Regions from separate parts of the Mus musculus genome. Here regions 1 and 3 are each linked to region 2. Evidence: chromatin loops called from intact Hi-C (ENCODE). Cell type or tissue: left cerebral cortex. All regions are shown on one strand.

What was found. A loop is a pair of places that touch in the nucleus more often than their neighbours do. Peaks named below come from ENCODE experiments on the same cell type or tissue, not always from the same donor. Only the 100,000 strongest peaks of a DNase experiment are listed, where the experiment ranks them.
Region 1: a loop joins it to region 2, with 3.0 times the contacts of the local background. A loop is called at or near these places in 7 of 42 quality-filtered maps.
Region 3: it touches region 2 in a loop (4-fold over the local background); 2 of 42 quality-filtered maps call a loop at or near these places.

The regions. Positions count from the first base shown.
Region 1 is chr14:79,908,824-79,916,823 of GRCm38, reverse strand. The region is part of intron 1 of Gm6999 (a long non-coding RNA gene); the gene reads right to left. Among named protein-coding and RNA genes, the nearest start is that of Gm6999, 22 kb to the right of the region's middle. In left cerebral cortex, a CTCF peak has its summit at 3,997 (motif pointing right); a DNase peak (open chromatin) is centred at 3,984.
Region 2 is chr14:80,209,054-80,217,053 of GRCm38, reverse strand. It overlaps the pseudogene Gm17923. Among named protein-coding and RNA genes, the nearest start is that of Gm31776, 32 kb to the left of the region's middle. In left cerebral cortex, CTCF peaks have their summits at 605 (motif pointing right), 904 (motif pointing right) and 3,914 (motif pointing right); DNase peaks (open chromatin) are centred at 607, 937, 3,244 and 3,945; H3K27ac peaks cover 237 bases.
Region 3 is chr14:79,484,138-79,492,137 of GRCm38, reverse strand. The region is part of intron 1 of Elf1 (E74-like factor 1); the gene reads right to left. It also overlaps the pseudogene Gm9243. Among named protein-coding and RNA genes, the nearest start is that of n-TEttc4, 6.5 kb to the right of the region's middle. In left cerebral cortex, a CTCF peak has its summit at 4,513 (motif pointing right); DNase peaks (open chromatin) are centred at 4,613 and 5,337; H3K4me3 peaks cover 879 bases; H3K27ac peaks cover 1,238 bases.

The sequences.
Region 1 (8,000 bases), 300 kb after region 2:
CTTCACCGTCAATTCACAAAATACAATTATCCGCTGTCTGCTTTTCTGATAGCAATTCTTTCATAGGTGAAAAATGCAACTGTTGAGTCCAGTAAGGAGGAACCTTGATGCAACACAGAGCATCCAGCAGCAGGCAGCTCATCAAACTCCAAGCCTATTTTCTCTGAGCCTGGGGGGAGGAGGGGGTGAGCTGGGACATTTGCACTTTGGAGTAAACACTAGAAAATTAAGTGTCTAAATAACCATCATCACTAAGCCTGAAGACAGAAATGTCTGCCCCATCTCTAGCTTTGAGGTAGCTGCTTCTTTTTTTCTTTTTTCTTTTTTCTAAAAACATGCTTGAATTGTCACGCAGGAGTGGTCTGGCTTAGAAAGACCGGCTGCCTTTTTCTCACCCACGTAATATCAAAGCTCATCCATTCTCTCTCAGCCTTGGTTTATGGGATTGTAATTCCCACCAACAAGGCTGGGAATACCAGACCCCATTCTGTCGTGAGGCAGAAAGGACAAACTCTTCTCCCAGGGAGCCAAGTGCTCACTGTGTGAAGTAAATTACCTCTTCCAAAGTGCAAAATGGCTGGGATCCTACCAATTGGGCCCAGGAAAACACTCCCTCAAGGGCAATATGCTCAACCACATGTGATAACATCACGCTATTTTTAAACCATCCTTTCTAGCATGTCTGAGTGTGAGCCCAGGTGAGGAGAAACAGCCAAAGCAAGTCAATCAACTTCACTTTCCCTCTGTTGTGTCAGCTCCTTCCAAGTACTCTTCATTTGTCCTCCAGACAAGTATACTGCATGGAAGCATGCATACGCTCAAATGCACATACACACACACATGCACACACAGGTGCGAGCACACGCGCACACACACATACACACATATGCACACACTCAAACAGAGACATACACACATGCACACACAGAGACACATGTATTCACACATACATACATGCACACACACAAACACAACAAACTTGTGTACATACATATCGCACATGCACACACACATACACACATACACATATACATGCACATACACATGCACACACAGAGACACATATATTCACACATACATACATGCACACACACAAACACAACAAACTTGTGTACATACATATCGCACATGCGCACACACATACACACATACACATATACATGCACATACACATGTGCACACACAACACACTTATGCACACACACAACACACTTGTGCACATACACATGTACATGCACACACACATGCACATGTGCAAAAACACATACATACACATATACACACATGCATACACAAAGACACACAGAGATCACCTTGCCCTGCACCTTGATCTCCACCCTTTTTCCATTCACATCCACTTCCCTCTCTCATAATCCTATCCAGACTCTACCCTGCCCCCGGATCTTCCTCTCAACATCCATTAATATCCCTCCTCTTCTCTGAATGTCTTCCTTCTACTTGCCTGCCCTGAAATGAGTCTTGATAGGCAAAGAGGTCTGGCCTTTCTGTCCTCTTTATTTAATAGGACGAAAAAAAACTCATCAGAAACAAAACAGGATCCCTTCTTAATGCACAGTTTAAGCCTTCCAAAGTCTTGATGGAAATTTGGCACGCATATGGCGTGTGAAGCTTGCATCTCTGCATTATAAATCTGACATCAACTCACAGATACAATGATGCTGGCCTTCTGCCTTTTTAAAAGGAGAGAACATGTTTGCAGTCATTATTGACATTACTGTCTAACGAGAAAAAGGAAGACTCTAATTATGACTAGACAAATCATGAGTGAGGTTCATTTCATTGCAGTCCTGGGAAAACAATTGCTGGGAAAAATAAATGAAGCCAAGGGGTGAATAAAAGAGAAATGTCTTCAATTTGCTAAGTGTCCTCAATCGCTCCTGCAACCCAGCCATCTTGGATCATGAATTTCTTAGTCATTCATTTTCCTGCAACTCTCCCTGCCCGGGCGGGCACCTCTTAGATTGCTTTCAACCTTGAGTTCTGTACTCTATGTCTCAGCCTTCCCTGCTACCATTTCAAATCTGTACTCTTGGGAGCTTTACCCTAATATCACTTGGGTGAATTCCCATTCTCCAGGGAGGAGATCTGAATATTTGGAAGGATTTAGGGGAAAAGAGACTTGTAAAAGACATAATCAATGGGTGCTTTCCTGACCTCCAGAAGAGCAAAGAAAAGATGAAAAAGGTGACAGTGACATGGAAGAGATATTTAATCTGAGGCCTACCTCAATTCACCCTGTCAATGCTTTAGTTGATGAACCATAAGCATAGCAATATGAAGAACTGCCCCCACCGGGAGACCCCAATATGCCCAACTTCCTGGCAATCTGCACCCTCTTGGGCACCATCAGAATATTCTGAGGTCTTTGTGCCAACTAGCACCTGCTGTTTATTTACTTACGCATGCACCCCAGGTCTAACTATCTACATAATCCCATCTGAGGCACTTTGAAACCCTTCACTGAAAATCCAAATGACAGGTACGATTCTCTCTAACCACTGGTTTGGGGGGCAAAGATGGAGGATGACATGGTCCAGTATGAATTTGGATTTTCTATCTCTTCCCAGTTCCTGCATGCTGGCCTCTCTCTGGCTAAAGGAAGGTTTGAAGATTGATAGTGGAGCACATCAATGTGCTGTCCCAGTTGCCCGTTGCCATGGATAATTAGCCATTGGTTGTTTATTTACATAGGTTCCATTTGCCTAGGGACCAATAAGTTTATTTATTCCAATAAGCCCTATACACCTGCATAAACAGGAAGAGAAAATGCATGACTTTTTTACTGGAACAGACAGGACTCTTTTATTAATAAACATACATGTGACAGTAGTAGATTATAATCAATATTGGACTTGGTGTTTTAGAACTGTCTTCAATTTGCAAAATAATAAAACCTTATTAATTTGAAGCTCTAAGGACCAGAAAATCTCAACAGCTTAACTCACTTTAGAGCATCTCATATTTTTGCCCAATAAAGAGTGGGACATCAGGCAGCTGAGGAAAAGCAGTTGCATCCAATCAAGCATGATTTTGGATAACCAATATTGATTTAATGAGGTTTTAGTCTATATCAGCATTTCAGCCACACTGTTATAGCTGAACAACCTTCCAAGGTCAAGCCCAGAGGTTTACCCCTTACCTGAGGTGGAAAATAATGAAATCTATTTTCCCCTGGGGGGAGAAAAAAAACCTATAAATCACATTTTCCACACCTCATGTGACTGCCTTAAACAGCCCACCTCTGCAGCATATCTACCTGTCACTCCTTCAGCTGCCTCAAGGAGACTCCACCAGGCTCTAGGGAGGGGAGCAGCAGGAAGAAAATGACAACCTGGGCATCAGACTGACAGTCTGAACATGGGCTGTGCTGCAGAGAGACTTGGAGTTTAGGGAAAGACTCTCTCAATATTTCAGGGTGTTGCTTTTTTTTCCCCCTCAAGAAAAATGAGCCTGAACCATGAGAGTCAGTCAACCTAAAAATGGGAGCAGACTCAGAAGACAAAGATCCTGCTTACGGGAGTGTGGAGTGTGTTCTTTCTTTTCCTAGAGTCACAACCGCGCGCTACAACCCCACCATTTTGAATGTCTGTGTGTACCCCTCTCCTGCAGTTAATGCAGACATGTAACATGATGCCAATTGGTAGTCTTATCACACAGACTCTAAACCATCCACAGAACTCAGGGTCCTTATCAGAACAGAATTCACAGGTCTCCCTATGGAATGTAGGTTGTTGCTGAAACCTGATATGCAATTAAGTCTCTGTGCCCTAAGAAAAAAGAGGAGGATTTTGGGCTTCTGTCAAGCCTCCTCCACAATGGATTGAGACCTTGAAGAGACATATAGGGAATAAGCGTCTTGCCCAGGGAAAAGCAGACGAACAGAGTTAATGCTTTGTGATATTGTAGGATTTGCATGTTTGGGGATTTCAAGATGAAAAGCTTTCTTTGACAGATGTGCAATATCCAGTGGCCACTAGAGGGTGCCGCAGGGATGATGCCAAGAGACACCCTGTGTAGGTGATACTGGGAGCTGTTAAATTGGGTCTGGGCAAAATTGGCACATATGACGACCATGTGTGCATTTTTAATTGTCCTAAATAATCTACTTTTCTAGCACATCTTATACATATGGGAAGCATCATGGAAGACAGTCACTTCTGAACCTTGGGCCCTGGGATGACTCTGGCACACCATCAGTCATCCGTAGGTGATTTCTTTTCTTGATACGCCTTTGTTATTCCCTCTGACAAAGCCTTAATTCCCATTCAGCTCATTTCGATGCACCATCCTTGTATGCACTGAGCATCTACTATGGGCTTGGGATAGACCACACAGCGGGAGAAGGACACAGGTCCCAATCTCAAGGGAATTACCACCCAGTGCTCCTTCTGTACTCTTTCACTCAGTGGGGACAGAGAAGCAACATTTGGGAAGCTATTTGGGGAGCACCTTATTCATGCTAAGGGGTCTAGAATGAAAGATTTGAAGTCGAAAGTTTCAATCCAGCTTTGAGTTTCTAAATGATCTGAAAGCTTTAAAAAGTCTTTATTAGCAGTGCAATAAAAACGTCAAGATGATATTTTTACCTAACAGATCTCCAAGGTTGTTCTTAAAGACAGTACTTAGTCTTGGCAAAGGCTCACATGAAATTAACAATATTATCCCTTGCTGACAGGAAGGTAGTTTGGCAAAACTCACTGAGGCTTATTTGGCATACATATCAAACACACGGAAAATGATGTATCACCTTTGACCCAATAATGGTTCTAATCCAAGCTCAAAGTGATAGAAGCCCAATCTAATATGATGATGGGGAGATAAAGAAGACAGCCCCAAGACATGTCCGTTCCAGGCAGGTAGACATTTGTGCTACTGTCAATCGACATAGAAGCTATTACCAGCAACACTGGAGGGTGGGGAGGAGGAGAAAGAGTTGAATGTGGTCCTATGGGCTCTTGGCTGAGCAACTAGGTCTATGCAGATGCATTTAAATTAAAGCAATTAGAGAAGAAAGAGGAATAAATTGCAAGAGGGCAATTAAAGTTAACTGTTGGACATTAGGGAATATGGAACGCTGGGGAAAATGTCTGCAGGACACTAATGAAAAAGCCTAACTAGATATGAAGATGGCTGGAGATGGAATGTGGGGAACACTTGTGATGTTTCTTAAGGAAACTGAGTTTTCAAAGTGGAAGTCATGTTATAAAACCTAAGTGATGAAGGCAAGTAAGAAAGTTGGAATAGCAGGTAGGGCAGGTACTGGCTTGAAAGAGGCCAGAATCAAGGGAATGATTCATGTCTGTTCAGGTTTTGGGGCAGAAGTGATCAGAGCAGATCAAGCTAAATGAAAGTACCCAGTAGAAAAGGAGAAGGAGAAAGGGGAATAGAAGCAGGGGTAGGGTTGTCACTTTAAATACACACACAGACATACATAGACACAGACACAGAGAGACACACAGACACACACACAGAGACACACAGGGACACACACACATGTGCACATGCATGTATACATGGAGAAAGAGAAGGAGAGAGAGAGAGAGAGAGAGAGAGAGAGAGAGAGAGAGAGAGAGAGAGAGAGAGCATGCAGGTACATTTGAGCCCGAGATAAGTTGAGTAAATGCTCTACCAGAAGTATACCCTTCATGCAGGACTTGAGATACACCTACACTACTGCTTGTTTGCTGTCTATCTGAAATTCTAAGTTCACTAAATTAATGTCCTGTGTTTTTCAAGCAGCCTTGGGTATTGAGAGGACAGAGGGACAAGGGAAGAAGAAAGCAGGCAGAGAGGATGCAGAGTTACCTCTGCTGTGAGAAAGGGAGAGGAAACAAAGGAACAGGGAAGAGAAACCTAATGTGAAGAGCTCTGAGGCTGTTCCTTCTCCTGCCTTAAACATGGAGGCCACGTCATACAGAAAGCGGTTATGTCAAAGGTCAACCCGAGGATCTGGCAAAAGCAGGTAAACTTTTGCCATATCAATGAGCGGTGGACAGGACGGCAACCAGCTCTGGAAACCATCTACCTGTACCAGGTAGGACTAGAGAGACTGAGAGAGTCAGGGCCTCATAGACTACACCTTCTGGCTGGCATTTCATTCTTACCAAATCATGGGAAGCTCTGTGTGTGTGTGTGTGTGTGTGTGTGTGTGTGTGTGTGTGTGTGTGTGTATGTATGTGTGTGTGTGTATATGTGTGTGTGTGTATATATGTGTGTGTGTGTGTGTATGTGTGTGTGTGTATGTGTGTGTGTGTATGTGTGTGTGTGTATGTGTGTGTATGTGTGTGTGTGTGTATGTGTGTGTGTATGTGTGTGTATGTGTGTGTATGTGTGTGTGTGTGTATGTGTGTGTGTGTATGTGTATGTGTGTGTGTGTATGTGTGTATGTGTGTGTGAGAGAGAGAGAGAGAGAGAGAGAGAGAGAGAGAGACAAAAGGGGAAGGAGTGGGAGGGAGAAGACAAACTGAGTGAAGTGACTTCTCTAAAAACAAACTTAGAGAAGCGATTTTTTTTTTTGAAGGAGGTAAACGACAGAGCTTCACAGTGATTCCCTGGTGTCTGACATAAACAAATGAGCCAGCAAAGAATGGTGACAAAAGAAGACAAAAAGAGGCTAAAGCTGAGAAAAAGGGACCCTGAGAACCACAGGGGACACAGAGACAGCATGGGTCCCCGTTACCTAGCTATTCTTTGAGCATCTCAGTACAAGCATTTCACATTCAATCTGAACTCTACAACAAGCTTCGGGAAGGATGTTATTATCCCTGTGTGACAGGATAATATTTGGAATTATTCATTGATTTTCTGTTTTGCACTGGGTAGCTTGCTTTTTTTTCACTTAGTCACCACTCCCAATTCAAGCAGCTCGACAAGTCAATACTCATCACATTAGGGGGCAGATGAAACGGGCAGAAAGGAGAGAGAGAAAAAAAAAATAGAGGTGAGGCTCCAGTATTATATTCCAAAATTTTGATGTTCTTATAAAACTCAAAAAGACCTTGGGCAGAGGTTAAATGTTTGTGTGAAATTCAAGAGCACACGTTTCCCTGGAGACTGGGGAAAAAAATCTGTCTGGTTAGGGAGAGGGAAGATACAGAGAAGAATGACACAATAGATGCTGTTGTGCCCAAGAGAAGACATCATATGCCTATTGACAAGCAGAGCCCAGGGAAGCACGAGGCTTCCAGAGAGAAACAGACAATGAGTCAAGACAATGGTACCCTAGCAGCAGGAAAGAACTGCATGCCCCATTATCACCATAAAACAACAAAAGTATTGCAGAAGCTTCACAAAAGAATGAAAAGAGAACCAGGGAACACGACCAAGCTATGTGGCCAGGAGCAAGGGGTATATACCTTAGATGTACAGGGGGTGAGCAGGTGGCCAAGACCTAGATGGGACCAAGGGTGACTGCGCTAGATTTGGGTGGACAGGTGGTCACAGGGAGAAGATCTGCTTTTCAGTACTTTGACACTGGCAATGACAAGCAGAGGTGAAAGGCTCTCTAGTTGGCTATAAAGCGATGACATCTCAATAGAGCAGTGTTATAAAAACGTAGAAAGTCCAGTTGCTAGAAATGTTCAAAAGCTATATATTTGTTCAAATTCGTTATAAACTGGACATTTGTTCAAATTAATTAATAAGCTAGCGGGGGGGGGCGCTTAGGAGGTAGTTCGGTTGGTGACATGCTCCCCAGACCTCGTGGATTGTGGGAGAGAGGTAGTTACTGTCACAGAGAAGCCTACAAGGCTCCAATGAACAGTTCTGAACCCATGGTCGCACAGATGATCCTGGTTAAACTCAGTGGGTCACATAAAAAAGAAAAATACTAGAGGATTGTGCACTTATAGGGAAGTGGGGAAGAGGTAGACTGGAGGGTAGATCAGAGGCAGGACTGAGATGGGATAAGAGGAGACATTATATACCTGTATGAAATTGTCTAAGAAAACACTTAACAAAAATTTGTAATTACAGAGGAC
Region 2 (8,000 bases):
AGCAGCAAAGGCAGACATCGACTCCCATCAACGTTACCCTTGGGCTTCCTGTCATCGTCTGAAGAGATCTCCCTCAACACCTACCTATTAGACATTTGAAGTCCCAAACGGCCAGGCACTGAATTGGTGTAAGGCCTCCTGGCATGAAAATTGATTAAATGTTTGTGACATCTAGTAGAGAGCTGAGTGTTCTCCCCAATGGTAGGTGGGACCCAGTCCGTCCAGAAGAAAGGGGCATAAAAGCTGTTCACTGTCCCCACACTAGAATATCATGTAATGTCACTTTTCCTAGAATTCTGACAAAATAAAAGAGGCCACGATTTCATAAGAGTTTGAATTGAGGCCCTCAGAATCAGCTCCTAAAATCTCTGAGACTTCAGGTACCTCTTGCTTGCTGTTGGTTTGGGCTGCACTCATTCCTTTGTGTAAAACACGTTACACTGAGATGGCCACTAGCAGAAAGCTTCGGCCATTAGCCAAAGCATCCAACCACTAATAAGGAATCCAGTTGCCTCTCTACTTCCAAACCTGTGCCCTATCACCCAGTTCTTCTTATTGCTTCTGCACAGCTGAGACCAACACAACTTTCCCACCAGGTGGCGCCTGATCCACTGGCATTTATAGCAGAATAGCAGTGTAGCAGCGCAGAATAAACAAAAGTTGACCTTGCTGGGGGATGGGAGAGGGAGCACAAGACCTTGCTGTGGCCAGCCTCAGCTTTCAGCTGCCAGAAGGTGACCTGGCCACAGAGGCTCAGAATCAAGTCTTGGGTGACTAGTGGGGCCAGAGAGATGTCGGAAGGGTTATTCTTTCACACTGACACCTTATGCTTTGTCATTTTGTCCAGTAGCATAGTCCGGAACCCCACAGCTCTCCTCCACCAATGTCAGATAATCCTCAGAGGCTCTCACTGGCCAATGGCACTGTGCTACCACTAGGTGACACTGGCTGGCTGCAGCTTGAATTGGTCTTGAGACTAGAGGGCACTGTTCTCGAGCCTGTTGATGCCCAGGTCTCTGTCCGAGGTGCTGACCAGCTCCAACAAGTTGGAAAATGCTCCACCCTTCAAGACAGCAAGGTAACTCAGACTTCCAGTGTCCTGGGCCTTTCTAACAAGGTCGATCACCTCTTCGGGGACACTTGGGGGATGTCGGAGAAAATGATAATCACTTCAAGAGCACTGACAAGCAGCATGTTCACGATGACCTTGTGGGTGTCAATCCAGGGCCCATGTCCAGGCTTGTAGATAGACTGGTGCTTGAAGATGGGGCTGCCAGAGCACAGGGAGAGCCAGAAAGTATGGCAGACTTCGAGCGGGATGTGTGCAACAAGGGTGATCACCTTTGTTCCTGGAATCCTCGTCAGAATTTATCATCACCCGGATCTAGCGGCAGCGATGACTCTGGTGCATGATCAGTCAATTCCACTTCAGTCAAGGTACCCTGATAAGGACTGGGCTGTGGTCATTGTCATCTAGCACAAACAATCAGGGGGCTGAGGTAGAAGAAGGAAGCTAGCAACCTCTGACCTGGACTGCCAACTCCAGGCTGTCGGCAGCCTGGCTAGGCAGTTCCAGCTCATGTAGCTGAACCAGATTGACAATGGGTGTGTCCTTGTGCCTCTACAGCTCCATGCAGAAGGGACTGTGATGCTTGGCTAGGCACATGTTCTGTGGCTCATTAGCACCCACACCCTCATCATAGGCACCTAGAAGGGTATGCTTGTGCCTACAGAGTTCTCTCCATCAGATTTTGAGCCCAGAGAATGTCAGTGGAAGGGTCGTTTACATTCCTTACCCCTCCTTGTATAAGAGCTCATTACATGGAAGGCCAGTGTACATTATGGGGCCTGACTGCACAGACACTCCAGGTTCAGGTCTGTGTCCCAGTCACCCACCCTCTGTCCTTTCATACCTAGAGCAGAGAGTTGAACTGCTTCACCAGGTGGGACTGACTGGATGTTCTGTGCTGAGATCAAGCTGAACATGGTCCTCTAGATCGCCAATGGCTGTGCCAGGATCTTCCTCCTCCTCCTCCCAGGAGAAAATCAACAATTTTGATGCAAAACTCAAAGCTCAAGTCACAGAACCAACACAAATACAAGTCTAACTCCTTGCAGTGGAAAAATTCAAAACTCAAACAAACAGCGCGCACACACACACAATTTTGCTCCAAAAAAAAAAAAAAAAAAAAAAAAAAAAATCCTAGATTCTGTGCTCAGACTTCTCGTCCTTTCAAAGCCCAGAAGACACTTGCCCTGCTAAGCACACTAAATGCTCTGCTGACATAATCACTTTCCTCACCCCAGTCTTTACCTCTGTAGAACTCCACTGAGTAGGTAGGAGGGAGTATAGAGGAAAAGTAGAAAAGTGGATACCTTCTTGGGCCAGTCCTCTGCATCTCTGGGTCTTTGAGTCACATAAAGACCTGGAGAAATGAACAATGCCCAAGGTTGTTGTACAGGAGTCATTAAAATCTCTTTATAAGTTTTCACATACCGGTACATCTGATTTGCTTTTGTAATGTGTGCATTTCGCGCATTGATCATAATACTATGGAATCCACGAGCTGTTTACTCTCTACTAAGGAACTCTCTTCCTTGGAGGCATAGCTACCCCTGGCTTTTACCACTTAAGATAAGTATATTACAATGTACAACTTCCCACCCCGTTATCGTCCATGTTGGAATGGCATTTCTTGTTTTGGAGACTCCTGTAATAACGACTTCTCTAGAGTGAGGCAATGTCTAATCAGAAGAGAACGATCTTCCAGAGTAATCATATCTGAATAGTCTTTCTATTGCGAAGGAACCACTAATGAAAACAAAACAAAACAAAACAATCTATACCCCTCCATCCTCTTTTATGTCAGTAATTACTTATATGTGAGGAATCAATGTCAGAGAAGTTTGTCAGCCTTGAACAACTGCAAGGGATACTTAAGGGTAAAAAAGAGATTTAAGGAAGTATACTGCAGTCAGTCTTGTTAGAAAATTGTTGCCTCCCAATTATTTTTTAAAAGCCCCTGGCTAAAGAAAACCACGGGTGGCCTGGTTGGCTGAAGGCTAAAGACACATTAAACCATCTGTCTAAAGGATAATAAATAGTCTCGTGTTAAGTTTCTTTATGTGTGAAGCGCTCTAAATGCTAAACAGTCCCACGCGTTAATGATGGCATTGTTCTTCGTGCCTAGGAGACATCATCACGGCAGAGTGCTCTTTTAACTAGTCATCTTGACTCACTGAGCAGACTGAGTTACTCATATGCACAAGCTTTTCTTGGCTCCTCCGTGATCTGTAGAATTGATTTCTTCAAGGACGTGTCAGAAAAAAATGACTAATTTTTTTTTTCCTTTCAGTCTTGGATAGGCATTGGCATTTATTTTTGCACTAGGACATGAGAATGTGATTCTGAGACCAGGCCACCTCTGATGAGATCATTAAATCTTTAGGTGTCCATGCTTAGTGACATATTTTGGCAATGACTTTTCATGCTAATTACCAATAACTGGTATCAGAGAAAGACCACAAGAGACTTGAGTTGGTTTGGGAAGGGTAGTCTGAAGTTTCAGGACAAAACAAACAAACAAACAAAAAAACAAAAAACACTCATTTGATCTTTTTGAGACTTTTAATCTTGCCTGATGAGGCAACCTTTGGAAAAACAAACAGCTATACCTCAGTACCGGTGACTGCAGATTCTTCTTGAGCAAGTATTTTCAATGGTATACAAAAGAGTTGCCTTTGTTAGAACTAAATACCACAGAAAGCCCCTGGTTATTTGGGCTCTGGGTCTCAGAGAGAATAGGGCAATCTTGACCTTCCCCTCAGGATCTTTATTCTTATATATTTATCAGCTGAAAACTGAAAGTGCTTCAGTGGACTCTCAAGTCCTTGCTGCCACATGCATTAGCCAGGAGAGGGACCCATTTAACCACGTTCGAAATCCTTTCCCTTCTTTCTCTCACACAACCTCTGCCAGGCTCAGTCTCTATCAGTTCTCAGCATTGGTGTTACCATGCATGTTCAGAAAAGCCATTTAGGATACAGAAAAATGAAGAATACTCTTAAGATTTCATCCACATAGCATCAAAAGATCCAGATGAAGTATGCAAAAGGCAAGTAATCAAACCTATTACTTCCACAACGCTATACATCTGGATGTTTATGTTTGGAAACATCCAGCAATGGTGTTTAAATGCCTGATTGCGTTTTCGCCCATCTTTCCTCCAGCTGTTTGGCATCAACGAGGCCGTCGCTGGAAAGGAATATGCTTTGCTGTTAGGGATTCGTTATTAGTATTATCATTGTTTTGTAGTAAACAACTACCTTATTAAAATGCTGCTTTATGAATGAAGGGCAGCTGGAGATTTGGAAAAGAGGCATTTTCTGAGGCAAAAAAGAAAATCAGTTCTATGCCAATAGAATGACAAGCTGAATAATATAAAAACTGTGTGCTCTGTTCTCCCTAGGGACTAAGACATCAGGAAGCTGTGTTTACAGCCCTGAGCTGTGATATTCTCATGTTCTATTCTGTTGGTGCTGTTAGATGAAAATCTCTGTTAATATTAAAAGCACTGTGGCAGAAATTTGCTTTAAGTTGCTTGTGTTCTCTTTCCTAGCATATTGCCAAAGTATAGGTCTATAAAATACATTTTGATTTCTGCTGGAGTAAAATATAAAGCAAAACCAACAGCATGGTCAAGGGTAATATTGCAGTCAGAAGAGGTAGACATGAAGCAGCAGCCTGGTTTTAAAGCAGGAGAATTTGATGAACAACCTATACATTTACTCCTAAACCCAAAACACCAAACATACTGTTGGTCACCAATATGTCAAGTAGTCACATCTATAACATGCAATTTATCCTTCGGTAATTTTAATAATACAGGTTTTATTTTGCTGAGCACATAAATACCAATATCTCCCATTATACACAGAATACATTGTAGGTACACTAAGGTAATTTTCATTGGAAACACATTTAAAAAAAAGTTAGCTTTCTAATTTCTAGTACCACCTTGCTATTTTCGTAATTCTTCATTCCTGTTACATAAAATTAGTAACATACATTTGGAAAAACTTAGGCCACAGGAAATTCCCACACATGTGTTAAAGTCTGCATCAGCTTTGCAGGACTCTGCACCAATACCTGTGTAGGCCAGGGACAGTTTCAGTGCCATTTAGAACAAAGCACATAGTGTCCTATCCTGAGACACATTTTCATTTCTCAACTGAAAAAACACTCCAGAGCCGAAGGGGCAAAAATCAGTTCTGTCTTTGTTGCTGTCTTTGAGCAGTAAGTTCTAAAAGTTGAAGCTATTAAACCTGATTGAAAGAAACAAATCAACCTTTCAGCTTTCCAAGATAAACCTTTTTGAAAAATCATACCTTGAAAAAAACTAAAGTAAGCATTTAGCAGAAGGAGCCTCCCAAATAAAGAAAGTGCCTTGCATTACCTCACAAGAAGGCACAATAGCTCATATTCATGCTACCTACCCCACTGCATAGATAACTTCTTATCAAATCATGGCTGTGTAGTTATTTATACGAAAAGGTATAAGCAAATTGATGATGTTCTGGGGAAAAAAATCACTTAGGGAAAACACTTCATCCCAAAGTCACCCAAAATAACATCTAAACACATAGTATAGAAACAAATGACATTTTATCAACCATTTACGTACTTTACCCTAAGAAAAATCACAGACAACCACTAGAGAATATCAACACTAATCACAAGCCACCCTTAGCATAAAATGAGCACTTAAATTATGAAATAGTCACATAAAAACAACATTTTTCATCATGTTAATAAAGATTTTATCAAAAGCATGTGATCTTCAGCTGCTACATAAAACTGGCAATTATACACTGCTGACTTTATTAATATCTCTGCATGAAGGAAATTAAGTCAATAAAAAACTCCTTTTACTGTTTTGGTTCATCTATGCCTCAAATCCAAGCGAGCTGGGGAAGCTGACTTCAGGTTTGAATCTCTTGTCTAAAGAATCAAGCGTTGGATGTTCACTGGGCCGAGAAGGGACCTTTTCTGCAATGAGAAAAGCAAGAAGAAAATAAAACAACAAAGACTGAGAAGGAATGCCCCCTTGTGCTTACTTTAATTGGTTTCTGTTTTTCTTGTAACCTGGTCCTCTAGTTCTGCTCTGCATAAAGCATGTGTGTATCCACGCCAAAGAGAGCAACCATTTCCAGAGCCTTTATCTACAGCTATTCAATTACATGTGTGATACAATAAACTGCACAGCCTCATGGGAAAAAAAAACACTAACTTTGGCATCAGAGTTTAGAGATACCACAAGTGCCAAACGGCACAGTTGTGTCAAGTCCAAATGAGAACCAAGCAGAAAAGACTATAGTCAACTGGAATTGCCAGGCATGGAGTTAACCTAGATGGAAGTTGAAAAAGATGCAGACACAGCCTTTGTAGAAGGATTGGATAGGTCAGTTGGTTGGAAAGTGTGGCTCAAGGAAAGTAGTACACTGGACAAGTGTGAATGTGGGATCTAGAAGAGAAGAACCTAATGGTGAATTTTAAATGTCAGTGGATATAAGGCAGCAATGAGAAAGCACTGAGGTCTGGTGAAAGAGTTTGCTGCCATGTTTCTAGACAACTGATGTCTATGATTGACTTCTCAGAATACTGATGAAATCCCAAATGATGATCAGACAATATTTAAAGTTGTGAGCCAAGATCCAGCTCCATGACTATCTCAGCGGAGACATCTTTCAGGTGAATTATGCAGGTGGTATTTGTGTGGCCTAAACTTCTTTCTGCCCCAAAACTTCCTGCCAAGACAAACTAAATAGAGACTGAAAGCAAGAGCAAAGTCAGTTAAGATGCCTTGGACCTAGGTATGAGATGTTAATGGCTTGAACGATGAGTAGCAAGATGTATCAGGTGGGAATTTAAGGAGCATTACAGTGAAGGAATCAGCGGGATGTCATGGCAAACAAGCCCTAGGCATGGGGAAATGAAACAGACAAATTATTCTACAGGCTTACGGGAGAATCATGTATCTTTGGGATTTCAATTTTCTAAGGAAAGCTGCATCCGTTCCCCAGTAGGATTCCCAAGCCTTCTTCTGATGCTCACTAGGTAAATGGCCAAAGACAGAAATCCTCAGTGATATCTGCACAGAATGCCTAGCCTAACAGATTCCATGGAATCTGGAGAAAAGGAAGATGAGAACAAAAAGTTCAGTCACACTGTGAGATCTTGAAACAACCTTGTCCTTCATTGTAGGCACTTGTACATTATGCTATGATTTATTAATTGAAAAGCATATATCTTACTCCTATTATGAATCAGAGTATGAACTATGACCTTATCAAATGTATCACACAGAGACTAGCTCAATGACTTCCATAGGAAAGGTACTCATTAATATTTGTGAAATATGAGTGAACGTTTCATAACAGCATGCTATTTCTATGCAATAGCACCTACCATCATGTGAACTCAAAACTACAAAACCGGCTTAGGATTCATAAGGTTGATATCTGGAAATGAGTATAATATGAGACCTCTATAATAAGTACAACTTACTAAATAATATTGGCCCAGCCAGCTATAATAAAACTGGCTTCTTGGGTGAAGTTTAACACTTAGCAAGAAATATCAGACATTAATAGTTTTTGCTGAATCAACATCCAAATCTGAGACTGCCTATCTCTTCTCCAAGCTAATTCATGAAAGAAGAGCATGACAGACAGGCTTCTGTTCTCATCATTCTGGAGTAATAACAGAATGTCCACATGACCTCTGCTTAGTAAAACTAGAAGGTTCTGTTCTCTTAACTTCGCTGTCTGACGCAAGTAGAAGCATTGTCCCAATTAAGGATACCCAGAGAATGACTGAGCCCAATATGGTATGGTAGGACCACCATACCATACTTGGAGGTGATTTCCTAAGGGTGAAATCAGTGGGCTAAAAGAAAGGCTGGGGTGGTATGGAGCACATTGAAGCAACTATTCCTGAT
Region 3 (8,000 bases), 720 kb after region 2:
GAAGGAGTTGTAAGAGCTTTGATGAGTAGCTTGCCAACCAGAAAACCAAATATAACAGCATAGGGTTTTGGATTGGTGTCTTGTGAAGCTACCTTGGGGAACCTTAAACTTGAGTTCTGGTGCTATCTCCAGGTAGAAAAGTGTCAGAAGCTCACATCACAAAACACCGGGTGGAGTCCTCTGCCCCAACTGCTTCCTTGCTGGTGAGAGAGCCTCGTTCACCTGGTGTCAATAACTCTTCTTTGTTGAAGTAAGATCAGAGGGGTAAGTTAGGGGTTGTTTTTCTGAAAGAACACCAAAATACAAAATCAAATTTTCTATTTTAAAACTGTTCATTTGCGGTGGCGGCGCACGCCTTTAATCCCAGCACTTGGGAGGCAGAGGCATGCAGATTTCTGAGTTCAAGGCCAGCCTGGTCTACAAAGTGAGTTCCAGGACAGCCAGGGCTGTACAGAGAAACCCTGTCTCGAAAAAACAAAACAAACAAACAAACAAAAAAACCAACCAAAAAACAAAAACAAAAAAACAAACAAACAAAAAACCTGTTCATTGGGAGCGGGGCTGGAGGGATGGTTCAGTGGTTATGAGCACTTGCTCCTGCAGAGGACCCAGGTTCAGTTCCCAGCACTCACAGGCAGTTACCAACATCTGGACTGCAGTTCCAAGGGATCCGCCGTTGCCTCCTCTCCCCTCTGCGGGCACCAGCACGCACAGGGCATGCACACAGACGTGCAAGTAAAATGTTCATACACATAAAAAAGAAAAATTAAAAAATGTAATTGTGCCAAAATATATATAAAAAAATTAAAATATATATAAAGAGTCAACTTACCATCTCAACCATGGTTCTAAGTATGTGGTTCTGTAAAAATTAACACACTCACATTGTTATGCCACCTATGAATTCTTTCCAGCCATCTTTCCAAACTTAAACTCTATGCCCATGACACAAGCCCTCACTTTCTCGGGCAAACACCAAGTATTCTCTCCATGACCTCCTGCTCTAGATACCCAGAAGTGAGTGAGATTCCTCGGCAGGATTGTTTGTGACTAGTTGTCTCACTCAGTACAGTCTTCACGGTTCCTCCATGCTATGTCATAGTATGTGTCAGAATTCCTTAGGGCTAAATAATATTCTACACACTTCACTTTACTTTAATCACTCATGAATTGATAGTTGGATTAATTACACTGGTGTTGCCATAAATACAGAAATATAAACACCTTTATGAGATAATCCACTTTGGAGGGAATCATTTTACATTCTTTACAACAATACATAAGGCTCGCAATTTCACCATGCCAACAGCTGCTATAGTAGCCATCTTGGAAGGTGAGCATTGGTTAATTACCTTTTATATAAACTTAATGTGCCTTTTCTCTATAACTTTAGGGTTAAACACTTTAAAACGTGCTTGATAAACTAAAAACATTTCTAGTAGGTATTGATAATGCAAAGAAATAGTGTATCAATGAGGAATTTTAAAGGACAATATGGTTTCTATGAATTATAAAAGGGAACCCAGGAGTGTGGAGTTCTCAATTAAGCCAGGATTCTGCCTCACCCAGCACCCTCCACAGAAGGGCCCTTCCCCTAACAACCAGAGCTTAGCCTGCAGTCAGCACCTGCCTATCCGACCCTTCCCAGCCACCTCAGCTCTGGTAACTACACACTGGATAGAGTAGCAAGGCCATCCTTCCTGGTCAGCAGAGTGAGCTGTACCCCTTGGCACGGAGGTATCAGTGATAAACAAACGTTGGGAAAGCTGACAAGAAAAAAACAAAACAAAACAAAACACTGTAGCCTTGAAAGGTAAAAAAAAAATCTTTGATTAAATCCAGAAATAGAATACAAATAGCTTCACAGAACAATAAATGAACATATCCTGTTATTAAAATTTTCCTGGCCTCCAGATTGCAAATCCTGAAGAGATTTTTTTTAAACAAAAGATTAAAGTATAAAAAATTTAAGACAATTTTAAAAGACTTTTTAAATTCAAAAGTCACTCAGCTAAAAAGTATCTGAGGAACCAAGAGAGCAAAAACATTTTAAATTGAAGATAATTTACTCAAGTCCTGTGAGATGTCAGGGACTTGCAGAGGACTTGTCACCAAGCCTCAGGACCTGAGTATGGAAAGAGAGAACTGACTTCCAAAAGTTGTCCTCTGACCCACACATACACACTGTGGCATGCACAAGAACACACACGTTCACAACATAAAATAAAAATGAAATGAGAATAAAAGGTGTTTCGGGCTAGTGAGATGGCTCAGGGGTTAAGAGCACTTTCTGCTCACTCTTCCAGAGGTCCTGAGTTCAACTCCCAGCAACCGGCTGTAATGGGATCCAACCGCCTCTTTTGGTGCATCCGAAGACAGTGATAGTGTACATAAATAAATAACTGTTGTTTCCTTAGTCGGGAGTAGTTTACATTCAAAAACATTAAAATTCATATACAAGCTTTATTAAATAGTTACTGCCTTACAAAAAATTCCAACCCATCTAAGCTAGAATTACTTTTCAAAGGGAAAAGCCTTTCATTCTTTGCATGGATGAAAAAGTCCAGTATGAAAGTAAAGGGTTCCCCACTATAGCAAGCGCCTTGTGGTCAAACGCCGACACCAAGAGTAGCCTGGTGTGGAGGCCAACAGCGACTGAACACTCATGCTTAGTGTGCTTACAATTTTTAAAAGAATAGTCATTAAAAAAGGGCAGGAGACATAAACGTCTCTCTAATATTATTGACCCTTGGCACTCACAGGAAAAGGTGCCAACTCCGTAAGTGTCCTCTGATCTGCACATGCTTCCCGCACCCCTCAAGATAATTATTTAAACTAGGTATGACAATAGACCCGTCAGACCTCCGGAAGCACTGGCCTCTGCCTTCTGGATGGCAGCGAAGGGTCTCACTGCACAGGCCTGTCTGTTTTCCACCGTGGCCTCCAGCACAGCTCACGTGATTCACCTATTGCCACAAGCACCCAGATGCTTCACAGTTTAAAAAGACTGTCCACCTCACTTGAAAGCAAAAGCTATTTATTGATTGTAAAATGTAAACCATATACCTAGCAAGAAGTAACTGTGAGATATTACCCACAATCCTACATATTTGCCGTGGAAAGTTAAATCAAGCGAAGCATTTAAAGTCTGTTACCATGTTCACCGTGCCACACCTTAGAGAAAACAACTCAGAAATACTCAAGTATCAAAAATCATTAACACTTAGATTTGCAGTTACCCCAGTAACAAAGGGTCATGTCCCTAAGGTAGGTGCCAGGTGCCTTATGGGAAGGATGAGGATTCAAGAACGTCAGCTAGCTTCCTCCATGTGGATTTCAGAACACTTAAGGCTCCCTGGCCTGCGCCATCACTCCAGCCCACTCAGCCTTTACACAATCTCAACACTAAGTGCCTCCACCCCACCCAGGCCGACACCTCTGGGAATTCAAGCGCATACGCCATTTAGCCATTTACGACATCGTGGGCTGTAAACAACTCATCTGCTGGGAAAGTTATTTTGTACACTCCGGGCCTGGGCCATTTCCCGAGCCACAGAAGGCAAGTGAGTCCTTCCCAGTCCCCATTCATTTTAAGTCAATTTTAAAGCAGACTGTTATTTTAAATAAATAGCATATAATATTCACTTCTTTATGTAAGTACCATTAAGGGCATCCAACATGGAAGAATTTTTACCCATACAATAAAATATAAGAAGCCACATTCATTTAGGGGGGAGGGGGCCTGGAGGGCAATTCCACATCTATTATAAAATAGTACTTGAAAAAACTCAGTATCTGAACTACATAGTGAGACCCTATCTCAAAACAAGAAAAGGAAATCAGTACACGTTTAAAAAAAAAACAACACTATTTTAGATAGGCCTCACATACCACAGTGACTTTTAAAGAAACAAAGTGTGAGCAACATGGAGCTCTTTCCTAAAGTCTCCTATCAGGAGACTAGGCAGAAGAACAACTTCAAACCCAAGGACGTCCAGGGCTACAGAGCAGCTCCCGGCTGGCCTGGGCTAGACAGAACCTGTCTGTCTCGAATACAAAAACAACAGGTATACCCAATAACATTAATTAAAAAATAAAAAATAAAAAAAAAAACTCACTAAGTTTTTTGGGGCAAAGAAATTTACTATCTGAACAGTATGCTTGGATTTCTAGGGTTTTGCCTTTGTTATTTCAAGTCAGGGTCTCTCAGTGTGCCTTTCTTTGGCTGGCTGTGCACAGCAGATTGGCCTCACTCAGAAATCCACCTGGCCCTGCCTTCTGAATGCTAAGGTTAAAGGCGTGTGTGTGGCAGCGCGCCTGGCCTTCAGAGCTTTTTTAAAGCTACTGTATTTTCATTCTCTTTATGTAGAAGCCTCAGATGATAAGCTTTAAGCTTGTTATCTAATAAGCTTGACCACACACACCAAGGTAGAAGAGCCACAGCCAGTTCTAACACGGTTAATTTCAAACGAAGGAGGTTTCCCTTTAATTCCTGAAGTGCTGAATCACGTGTCCACAGGGTGGCAGTGTCAGAGTCTTGGCTCCTGGAGCAAATGTGAAGTGTGCAAAAAGCAAACCCACCTTAGGATGTGCAAAAACGACGTGATCCACAGTATGAGTGAAACCTGCCTGTCTGTCCAAAACCCGAACCCACGCTTCATTTCCCCACTGTCCTGAGGGTGTTTACTTTCTGACGTCTCAAAGATTTCCTTCGGGCAAGCCTGTGAACCCGATCCTTCTGTTAAGCTGCAGCCACCATGGGAGAGCCCAGAAGCAAGCAGGGAAGCTGGCTCCTCAAGGCAGGCACCGACTTTGGTCCAGGGAAAGTGACAGTAGAAACCGGCAAGGCAAGGTGTGGAAGGGATCCTCAGGCTCGCTCTCCAGCTGACCTGCGCAGTGCTATCAAATTCACCTCATTAGCTCACGTTACCAGAAATCCACTTTCCTAGCTAGGCAAACTCCTTTAGCTCCAAATTCCAGAACTTCTCCAAGTTGCCAAGAATCAAGCCGCCTCCCAGCATGAACTCTTCTCAACAGACTTTGTAACCTGGCCTCAGATGCTTCCTGACCACCCGCAGATGCCCTGCTCCGCGTCTGGTGACAGAAAGGAAAAAGTCAAAGTCCCCAGCCCAGAGTCACACTGCTGATAGGTCAGGGCCGGTGCAAAACCCACAGGTACAAAGATAGGCTACTAGAAAAACCCTAGAGGCCAGGGAAAAGAAGCAGCAGAACTTGCCAGAGCTCCGACATTGTTCCCCACTGACCCTAATCTACTCTTGCAACCTTGTTTCCCACTCCTATCCTACTCTCCCACGCTTCAGGCAGAATGTGCTACAGCTGTTAAAGTGCTCCTGCTCCTGCCTGCCTGCTTCCTCTGAAAGCCTTGTCTCGCACCGGCTCTGAATCACGAGAGCCCGGCTGTATCTCCAGTGCCCTTCTCAAAGTCTGCTTCCCACAAGGGGCCTGTGCCATCGCTCACACAGACCCAGATGTGAAAACAGAGAGCTTTAAGTGCTTGGGTTTAGAGTGGGCCTTTCTCTGTACACTGTACACTGTACCTGTGGACTTGGTGAGGATGAGCTGCACTGTTAGAACAATCTAGGATTCATACCTTTACTCCTCAAACATCCCCCCGTTATTCTAAGATAGGTAAAATCTAAATGGCAAGCATATTCAGAGATAAAACATTCCATAGGCTTGACTTCAATCCTTTTTCATAGTTTTTGCAAGCATGTAACACAACTTAAGAAATAAAGTATGCCATGCCATGCTTTTCTGTATATTTACAGAGTTGTAAATCAACTAAAATCTTATTTTATAGTCTCTCAGGCACCTAAACATAGCTACATTAGCAGGTACCCGCCATCTCTTCTCTACTTCAAAGCAAGCTTTCTTTATAAAATTGCCTGTTGTGGGCATTTTACATAAATGGAATAAAAAACAAAAACTGCTGTTTTTGAGACAGAATTTGACTGTCCTATAGTACTCCTCTCTATGCAGACCAACTGGCCTAGAACTCAGAGACCCTCCTGCGTCTAACTCCCAAGTGCTAGGATTACAGGCGCGTGTCACCACACCACACAGGGCTGAACAACATAGTCTTTATCACCTGCTTTCTCCCACTAAGCATAAGATGCTTGAAACTCAAGAGTTGATTCTGTGGCCTGGATCTCCATGCCTGCCTCACCTCCAGCTAGTGTCCCACTACACAGACACACAGTAGACTCTGGCCCATCCTTGGGCCTTTTCCAGCTTGTTAGGAGGGAAAGCGCTGTAAACATTTACATCAAGTTGTAACGGAGGCAGAGGTTTTCCCTTCTGAGGAACATGTGGTGATTCTGTTTACGATTTTAAGGAACTGCCAAACGTTTCCAATTGACTGTGCCATGACACATTTGCACCAACAGCGAGTGCAGTGCAGGTCCAACTTCTCTGTGGTATAACCTGAGCAGGACTGACCTCACGACACATGTACTTATCCTCACACTACCCTGATGAAAGAAAAGAAACGGGGGGGGGGGGCGGGGGGGGCGGGGGGGGGAGAGGGCGGGGGCCGCATGTAGGGATGCTTCAGTGGCTAAGAGCATTTGCTGTTCTTAAAGGGACCCAGGTTCAGTTCTTAGCTCCCAGTGGTGACTCCAGTCCTAAGGAATTGAACAACCTCCTCTACCTCTGTGACACCCAGCACCCTCTTGGTACCCACGCATCCCTGTGACAAGATGCTCATACACATAAAGGAATCTTTTTCAAAATTTGGAGAAGGGCCAGTGAAATGGCTCAGTAGGCAAAAGTACCGGTGCCAAGGCTGACAACCGGAGTCGTATCCCAGGGGTCCGAGTGGTAGAGAGAGAAAACTGAGTCCTACAAGTTAGCTTCTCAACAGAGGGATGGAGGGGTTATGAGAGGGACAAGAGAGAATATTCTTTTTAATATAAAAAAAGGTGAACAGGTTAATTGCAGCCAAAAGCAAGCAAGGAAAGAAAACATGAATGAACAAGCAAGGTAAATTAACCAGAAAGTAACTAAAAAGAGAGAGACTGGCTAATGTGTCCAGAAAGGCCTTTCTGAGAAAGGCAGGCAGGCCTGAGATGAGGGGAGGTGGAGGCAGAAGAACAAGTGTTAATAAAACCCCGAGGCACACTCAAGAGTCAGCCACAAGGCCAACGGTGGCTGAGGGGCAGTGATGGCCAGACAGGCAGTTGAAATGGGGAAGCAGAGGCCTTGGGGCAGCGGAACGGCTCTGGATTTGGCCTAACTCACCTTGTCTCCTACTCCTCCCTTTCCATGGAGCTTTCACACCTCTCCTGGCTGCACCTGACAGTAGCAACTATCACCACATGGCCTGGGTGAATTAGCACTCAGTTGGTACAGCTAGCTATTTGTGGTCTAGACAGAGCACCTTAGACACCAGCAACCCAACAAAAGAATCTTCAGATATTTATCAAATATTATTTCCCAGCTATTCAGGAATTATTAAGGTCTTGCAAAGGACACCTGCAATTCACTCCCATAATTTAAACCCAGACTTCACTGGGCATGATGGCCCATGCCTTTAATCCCAGCACTTGGGAGGCAGAGGCAGGCGGGTTTCTGAGTTCGAGGCCAGGCTGGTCTACAAAGTGGTCTACAAAGTGAGTTCCAGGACAGCCGTGGCTTTACAGAGAAACCCTGTCTCCAAAAACAACAACAACAAAAACCCAGTCTTCATCCTTATAAAGTCTAATTAATCGCTTTTCCATTCTATTGATTTGAAAATATTCAACACCTAAACATAAAAGCTACAGGCACGCAACAGTCTGCGTTTTCCTCTACTGTCTGAGTCTTTTGAAGTAAGATTTCTTGTTTCACACACCACGGCCACACTCAAGCTTTTCAGAGACGAAGCTGGGTGTGGCAGAACACATCTGCTAACCTGGGCTATGATAGTAAGAATCAGTCTCACAATAACAAGAACAACACAGAACAAAGAGTCAAAAATGTTTGCAGAACTCTCCTGATAT